Regions from separate parts of the Homo sapiens genome. Here region 2 is linked to region 1. Evidence: chromatin contacts called from ENCODE Hi-C or POLR2A ChIA-PET data. All regions are on one chromosome and are shown on one strand. Each heading gives the region's core, a stretch centred on a gene start or an enhancer-like site at or near the end of the contact. The rest is flanking DNA. Distances are from core to core; before and after follow the strand shown. Region 1 overlaps EGFLAM (EGF like, fibronectin type III and laminin G domains). Region 2 holds the start of LINC01265 (long intergenic non-protein coding RNA 1265).

Region 1 (4,085 bases), core at 1,320-3,819:
TTTCCAGGAGCTGGGTGTTTTCCTGCCATGTGTGTGAGTGCAGGGGTCAAGAGAACCACATACTATGTAACCTCCTTTTTCTGTTCTGTCCCAGCGATCATAGAAGCCATTGAGATCCCGCAGTTTATCGGCCGCAGTTACCTGACGTATGACAACCCAGATATCTTGAAGAGGTAATAAGCTTCAACAGGCACCTTCCTCAGCTTTCTGGGGGTAAATTTCTCTATATCTTTCTCAGGGCTTTTTCTTATATTTCATGCCAGAAGATAATTCTCAAAGAAGACCATTCAGCCATGGCCTCAGGGGAAAAACACACACAACAAGAAATAAACATAGAAACTAGAGCAAAATAAAACAAAAAACAAACTAAACTTGAGAAATTGACCTTTCAGATAACCCTGTTACAAAAGATCCAGTATCTTTCTGGTCAAAGGGCCTGGAGAGAGAGACACGACTGGTCCCAGAGTTTCCAGTATTCAGGCTTCGAGAAACAGTGAGAATGTGATGTTCCTGAAGCCTGAGTGATGACTATGATTCTGTGAGCAGGGCAGTTCCGTGCTGTGCCGTGGCCAGAGTGTGCAGCTCTGACCTGGGCCAGCAGCAGAAGGACAGACAGATCCAAGCCCATTCCCTGCTGAGTCCATACCTACCCTGCGTCTTCATCAGCAAAGGTCTCTTGTCCTCTTCAGGCTCTGGCCAGTTCAGTGAGAGGCTTCTCAGCTCTCTTCATGTGGATACAGGGAAATGCCCAAGTCACAGCCATGGCATCTCACCCCTGGTGGCAGAAGTCCCAGCCCTGGCCTGGAGTCCTCGCTCTTGGTTTGGAATAGCCTTTGACATGGCAAAATCCTCAACTCGGTCAAGCTTGTCTTTGGCACTTTCAGTTTGCCCCTTATCTCTTTCTTTCCCTTCCCCAGTTCTTTGTGGTTTCTAGTGTGCTATTCCCCTTTCTGCTCCCCACACAATCATTCTGGGATTTTCCTTCCTCTTCAGATTGACTGCATCTTAACACACAAGGGCAAATCTTTAAGCGAAAGGCATCCAGTTCTTAGGGTGGAGTTTGGTGGCTTTTCAGGGAACAAAATGTGGTTGGGAGGAATTCTCCTAGGGCATTGGATGTCCCTGGTAACGCCCAACACACACCAGGCAGACACTGCTTCACTTCTCTAATCCCAGGTTGTATTAATCTACGTTGTCTTGGCATGGGGACTTAGGTAAAATGGATTCCCAGCCAAGAGAGACCGTCCTCCTTCTTCAGCCCTTTCTCTCCAAAGATGGAAGGTCATTCAGTCCCTAGAAAGCAGTGACAGCGTGAAAGGGGCCCAAGCCTTCAGTCTCTGGGGGTTAGTGAGAGACCACTAGGTGGTTTGGGGGAGTAGAGGGGCTTGATGAGAGCAGGAGACATGAGGCCCAAAACCACAGCTACCTCAAGGGCCATAGTGTGTGTGTATGTGTGTGTGCGCATGCATGTGTGTGTGTGTGTGTGTATGTATATGAAAGTATAAATGCATGTGTGTGAGGCTGCAGGTAAAAGTCAAGTTCAGGGTCTATTTCAGTCAGATATCTTTGGTGCCAAGTAACAGAAAGTTCAGCTTAAAATGCCTTACCCATGAGGGATATTTACTATTTCATATCACAAGGAGTCCAGACTTACACTGGATCTTGGGTTGATTAATTAAGAGAAGCAGCTGTACCCTCAAATATTCCAATCTCATCCCTATTTCTTGCTTGCTGTCCTCAGCGTCTTCTCCAGAGGCCACTCCCCAGCTGCCCATAAGCTGCACATAAGATGACTCTGACTACATCCAGTGGAAGTCCAAAAGACTTTTTTTCTCATATGACTCTTTTTAAAAGAGAAGGAATTCTTCCCAGAATTGTATCTCATTGGACAAAAGGGATATGATTGTGTCTCTTCTGTGCTGCCACATGCCTGCCCCTAAACCAATCACTGGCAAGAGAAATGAGAACCTCTTGATTGGCTTGTAACCAATCAATATACCCAAGGCAAATGGGAGAGGGAAGGAACCTGAGCGAAAATCTGGGCAAAGCAGGTCTCTAGGGAATGGGTCAGTGCTAGATTGTGCTGAACCTGGCCTGGGGGGCCTCGCTCTTCCCTCACTGTTCTGAGGCCCTGCATGGGAAATGCAAACTTGGTCTCTTCCTGACGAGCTCAGGCTCTGGGAAGCCTAGATAATAGTTCCCTCCACTGTTCACGATTGAGGACACTGCAGACACAGACCCAGGTGTGTGAGACAGACAGAGGGATGGCTCAAGTGACTAGAGAATGGACAAAGAAACTTTTCCAATGACATTATGCTAGTAGCAATGTTAAATTATGTTTCCTCCTATCTCACCCTTGATTCAAGGACCTCAGCCTTCCTCTTTTCTCTGTGCAAGATGAAACACTGATCACACTAATAAGAATGAATTTCTGAACTAGTCTATTCCCAAGCATTGCTAAGAGCATGTCAGCCTGTGAACCTATTCCCAGCCGTGGCTATAGAGCATGGAGCTGGCCTAGCCTGAGCACCCCTCCTTTCCTCGAAGCTTCCTGTTCTTCTCCACCCTGGCTCTGCCTCAACACCACTCCAGACCATTCACTATCAGGCCTTGTTCCTTTGTCTGAGACGCCATCGCTTGGGTATTTTCCCTGTCTAGACCTTGTCCCCAAGGACAGTCACCGGCCAGAGCTGGCCATCCACAGCCGTGGTCCTAGCCCAGAGTGGCTGCCAATTTGAACCTCTTGGTAATTAGGAAACACACTTTCTGTTGGGGAATGGGGCCCCTGAGTAGTAAAACAGGAAAGAGAAAAGAATGAGGTGTGTATGGGGGTGCAGCCTAAGCTGTGACATTGGCCATAGTCTTGCTAATCTGTCACTCAGCAAATGCTCTCTGGTGGGGTTCACAGTGCTTGGGGAGAGAGACTGCTGCTGAGTGAGCAGTCCAGACCTTTAGACCCGTGGTGCGACTCGTGGTAATGAAGTAAGTGTCAGAAAGTGCCAGACTATCCTTACATCTGGTTCCTCAGGGCTGGCAGACAAAACTGGAATTACTCGGAAACAGATGTTGGTGGTTGATTTGGTGGACTTATTTGTGTATTTCCTCCAGGGTGTCAGGATCAAGATCAAATGTGTTCATGAGGTTTAAAACAACTGCCAAGGATGGCCTTTTGCTGTGGAGGGGAGACAGCCCCATGAGACCCAACAGCGACTTCATTTCCTTGGGCCTTCGGGATGGAGCCCTCGTGTTCAGGTAACCCCCTCTCCATCTGCCTTCAGCAGCACCTTGCGATTTTCTCAGACATTGCAGATCATGCCAGAGTGATTCAGAAGGGAGCCAGAACACAGTCTGCTGGAATTGGCTGAAGCCTGAAGCTTCAAGGCTTATTGGAAGCTCCTGGTCTTTCTTTCCAACATTCATCTTATAGAGCAGCAGTCAGCAAACTATGGCCTGCAGGCCAAATCTGACCCACCACTCTTTTTTGTAAATAAAGTCTTGCTGGGGCCGGGCACAGTGGCTCACGCCTGTAATCCTAGCACTTCGGGAGGCCGAGGTGGGCAGATCATTTAAGATCAGGAGTTTGAGACCAGCCTGAGCAACATGGAGAAACCCCATCTCTACTAAAAAATACAAAAATTAGCCGGGTGTGGTGGCAGGCACCTGTAATCCCAGCTACTAGGGAGGCTGAGGCAGGAAAATGGCTTGAACCCATGAGGCAGATGTTGCAGTGAGCTGAGATCGCGCTACTGCACTCCAGCCTGGGTGACAGAGCAAGACTCCATCTCAAAAAAAAAAAAAAAAAAAAGAGTACAGCAGTATTCCAACAGGACTTTTTTTTTTTTTTTTTGAGACAGGGTCTTGCTGTTGTCGCCCAGGCCAGAGTGCAGTGGCGCAATCTCGGCTCACTGCAACCTCTGCCTTCTGGGTTCAAGTGATTCTCTTACCTCTGCCTCCCTAGTAGCTGGGATTATAGCACGTGCCACCATGTCTGGCTTTTTGTATTTTTTGTACAGACGGGGTTTCACCATGTTGGCCAGGCTGGTCTCAAACCCTGACCTCAGGTGATCCACCCGCTTCGGCCTCCC
Region 2 (4,382 bases), core at 757-3,256, 270 kb after region 1:
CACAGCAGGGGAACTACCACTGGAACCACCACAACCTTTGTCTCTGCAAACTAAGTGTCTCTCTGTCACCCTCATCAGAATTCCTCCACTCCGCACTCTTTCTTCCACAAGGCTCTCCTACAATCAAAGTCTGGCATGGTCTATCTGAGGAGGCCAGGGCCATGCTTGTGTCCAGCTATAGACAACTTAGGAAAGTGAGTTTCTGGTTTCTTCCTGGAGAAGTGGGATTCATAAATCTGGAAATCTTCAAACCAGGGAAGGGTACTGAGAAAGTGCTGGCAGCTGGATGACTAGGGTTCATATGAGTACATTTTTTTCTGGATAACTTTGCAGGGTCCCACATATAATTGTGCAAGTGGTACAATATATACAGGCCCCATTGTAGTGGGGTGGTTTCTGCCAGCTCAGGCAGCATCATGGGCATGTGTGCAAATATGAGGACAAGGGACTAAATGTACACGTGGAGAATCATTCTCCTCTTCCCTGAAATCACATTCATACTTCAAGCCACCCCTTTCCCCTGCCCCTCCTGGGAGAAAGTTGGAAGCAAAAGTGTTTGTGAAGATTCAGGCTGAGATACTTACTTCTGGTGTCCCCATCGCTCACTTGAACCCATAGATATCCCCCATTTCCTTACCGTAATCTGCTAATAACATGACTGTCCTGCCCCACGGGATGCTCTCTGGTCTCATTAAGTCTGAAAATGCTTGGGAAATGCATCTGCCAAGGACTACAGCCAACTGTCATTATTATCATCTGCTTACAGACACTCTCCCAGGCAGCAAAATATTTTCAAGCTCTAAAATCCCGGCCCTAGCCCGTCCCTTTATTTTCATCTTACCTAGCCTGCGTAGATTATCTGAAGGACACACAGACTCAAAATCAATGTCCCATCTGTCTCTTGTTTACAGCTTATCAGGTGTTGTGAAATGAAACAGTGAAATCCCTGGGAGCATTTCCTCTTCTGAACTGATTTAACTTTAGCTCTCTGAAGCTTTCTCCTCCTTTGGCTTCTGAGAATGGTGTGCTGGTCTGAGAAGCAAGAACTTTTCATTGGCATAGCTATTAATAGTGACTAATATGGACTTCTTGTGCCTTGCTCCAGTTTGAAATTTATAAGGATGGCTGCCTCATTGCGTGTGTGTGTGTGTGTGTGTCTGTGTGTGTGTGTTTGTGTGTAATTGCTTTGCTCCTTCTTTTGCATGTGAGTAGATCAATCTTAAGGATCAGGACTCATCTCTGTCTCCCCACAACAATGCCTCCAAAAGGGGGGGGGTTCATGACTGTTTCAAAAATAACTTATATTTTTTATGCATGAATCTTCTTTGCTCCTTCCTTCCTTCCTTCCTTCCTTCCTTCCTTCCTTCCTTCTTTCCTTCCTTCCTTTCTCTTCCCTCTCTCCAATCTGTTTCCTCTTTGTCTCCCTTTGCCTCATCCATGCCCCATTCTTTCTCTCCCAACTCCAGGATTGTGTGACTTTTTTCTCTGACCTTTTATCCTCACTGCTTCTTTGGCTATGATTTGAATCTGGGTCACTAGAATAAGCGTGTCCTTCCTTTCTCTGTAGACTATACAGGTTGACTGCTTTGTAGATTTTGGCATTTTGTAGGACATCATATGAATGCAATTTTTCTGGATAACTTAGCAGGGGCCCACATATAGTTGTGCAAATTGTACACTGCACACAGACCTCTACCGAGTGAGCGAATGGGGCAAAACTCTAACCCATGCTACTGTCCCCAAGCTGTGTATCCTGGGAAAGTGCTACATCCACTGAAGGAAAAGTCATGCTTTTGTAATTTGGTGACTAATGCTCAGTCCTAGCAACCAATTATGCACACACAAATAGGCACTGCATAATTGTTTACTACACCACATTCCCTCCAGTCATCTGAATTTACATACTCTCAAAACTCACATGGCTTCCAGCAGTGCACATCCCCACATTCCCTTCCAAGGCAAGTTGGTGTTTGAAAATCACACTGCCATGATTTCACCCCATCACATTTCATCCTATGTGAGTTGGTTTTTCTACAGAAACGATGTGACAAGCAGTGATTATATCCTAAGGGTGACATCACAATCACCTATTTAAGCTATTATACTGTTGAAAATTGTTTATTGCAAAGGAAAGAAATAAGAAAACCCTATTTTTCTATATTACTATTTAAACAATCATAAAAACAATAATCCTAAGTAAGATGTTATTTTGGAAAGATTACATAATTTGAAAGAGGCTGGCCTTCGAAAGAATAGCAGGATTATTAGGAGAGCAGAAGGAGGCAATCGAAACCTCTGTGGGGATGCTGATATACGCTATAGAAGTAAGATTCTGAAAAACTTCAGAGGATGCCAACTAGGTTCTTTGTTTAATCTAATTTCATTGCAAACCCCAGGGTAGTTAAATCTCTAAAATTATTCCTAGGTTCATTAGGCTTAATACAGCTTATTTCTTGGATCACAAAAGGGACCAAGAAAGGAGAGGAAATAACATTTTTTGAATGAGGTAAATAGGCAAGAGTTAGAAGAAACTAAGAAGATAATTGAAATGCATGTCTCACCATGCGTGAGAAGGAAATTAGCTAGCATGGAAATAGCTGAAGTTGAAGCAGTGAGTGTACATGCTCGTCATGAAGTTAGTGGAGCATATTAGTCCTTCTCACACTGCTATCAAGAACTACCTGAGACTGGATAATTTATGAAGAAAAGAGGTTTAGTTGACTCACAGTTCCACAGGCTGTACAAGAGACATGGCTGGGGAGGCCTCGGGAAACTTACAATCATGGTGGAAGGTGAAGGAGAAGCAAGCACCTTCTTCACATGGCAAAGAAGGAGAGAGAGAGCAAGTAAATGAGGAAGTGCTACACACTTTCAAACAACAAGATCTCGTGAGAGCTCACTCACTATCATGAGAGCAGCAAGGGGGAAATCCACCTCCATGATCCAATAACCTCCCACCAGGTCCCTCCCCCAACACTGGGGACTACATTCAACATGAGATTTGGGTGTTAACACAGAGCTAAACCATATCACAGAGGAGACCATGTAAGGCCCTGGAGAACATGTGGGGCTGGGAAGGGCATAGGTGTAATGTGCTGGGACTGATGTTCCTGAAAGGACCATGCTGGCTGCTGTGTTTGTCAGGGATCAAGGTGGAATGTAAGCAATGAACTTGGTTGTAGCAGAATCCAGAATATGAACTGGGTTATATTCTGTATAAATTTTAAAGGTAGAACCATCAACATTAGCTGATGGTTAGTGGTACCTTTGACCCAATGGATTGCTTAACTACAGAGGAGTAGAAGGGAAAGTAAGGAGGAAGCTCTCTGGCTGGGGTTCATGGAAAATGCTGAGGACTAGAGTTCTTTGCTCAGGGCTCTGTCTCCCTGTCTTGACATAACTGCAGCAGTGTGGGCAGAACGGAGTGGTTGGGCTCTGAACTAGACTTATCCACTCGTCTCTCTTGTCTTTCATTCACAAGTACTTAGTGAGGGCCTACTATGTACCAGGCACAATGCTGAATTCTGGGAAGAGAGACAGCTAGTGAACAGGTTCCTCACCCACGGAACTCACAATCTAACCAGAGTCATGCACCCAAAATGACATTTTGGTCAATGACAGATCACTTATACAGTGGTGGCCCCATAAGATTACAATACTGTATTTGGACTGTACCTTTTCTATGTTTAGACATGTTTATATACATGCAAATATTTATATTGTGTTACAGTTGCCTACGGTATTCAGTACAGTAACCTGCTGCACAGGTTTGCAGCCTGGGAGCAAGAGGCTACCCTATATAGCCTGGGTGTGTAGTAGGCTATACCATCTAGGTTTGTGTAAGTGCACTCTATGATGTTCACACAATGTCAAAATAGCCTAAGGACAAATTTCTCAGGGCATATATCCATCATTAAGTGATGCACACCGTATACTGGATTGCTTTATGGATGCAAGTAGGATTTCCCCACGTGCCCTATACCTTTTTACTTCCATTCAATTCTTCTCATGTTATTTCCACCTATTAAAATGTTTTCCTTTCCCTGAGGCCTGTTTTCACCTGTCAAAGTCCTCTCCAGTTCAACTCCCAAGCTGTCTTCTTCATGAAGCCTCCTTCATTTTCTACCGTCCATTTTCAAAGCCCTTTATGGCTACCTTCCCTAGAATGCTCATTGCACTAGAAAGTGCCTTTTCTGTAACTGACTTTCCTCTCTTAAAAGAATCTTGCAACTTATCTTCACCTGGGCTGTAGCTCCTAGCACATAGTAGATAATCAGAAATGACAAAAGAAAGCATGAATGTATTTTCCCAAGAGACAGAATGCAAAGTTAGAAGTGTAGAAGGCCAAGAACTTAGGCAGTATGATAGAGGTGGGGAAAAAG

The links. A loop is a pair of places that touch in the nucleus more often than their neighbours do. ChIA-PET counts read pairs that join two places held with the same protein, here RNA polymerase II (POLR2A). Pooled maps may share reads with other maps.
Region 2: a loop to region 1 is called in a map of dorsolateral prefrontal cortex, with 2.2 times the contacts of the local background. The contact joins the promoter of LINC01265 here to the enhancer-like site in region 1. A Hi-C loop is called at or near these places in 3 of 168 maps with a recorded cell type or tissue (A673, PC-9 and dorsolateral prefrontal cortex), 1 of 37 single-sample maps with no recorded cell type and 2 of 50 pooled maps. POLR2A ChIA-PET finds 5 or more read pairs at or near these places in 2 of 52 experiments (MCF 10A and Panc1).

What each region holds. Positions count from the first base shown.
Region 1 is chr5:38,448,207-38,452,291 of GRCh38, forward strand. EGFLAM (EGF like, fibronectin type III and laminin G domains) reads left to right here. Exons shown (of 22, transcript NM_152403.4): 18 at 95-173; 19 at 3,109-3,252. All of the region lies in intron 1 of EGFLAM-AS5 (EGFLAM antisense RNA 5), which reads right to left. Among named protein-coding and RNA genes, the nearest start is that of EGFLAM-AS5, 18 kb to the right of the region's middle. Within about 2 kb of position 2,570, at least 2 of the 41 ENCODE cell types and tissues checked have a DNase peak (open chromatin) inside an H3K27ac peak, as active enhancers do.
Region 2 is chr5:38,718,267-38,722,648 of GRCh38, forward strand. LINC01265 (long intergenic non-protein coding RNA 1265) reads right to left here and starts at 2,007. Exons shown (of 5, transcript NR_104631.1): 1 at 1,919-2,007. All of the region lies in intron 3 of OSMR-DT (OSMR divergent transcript), which reads right to left.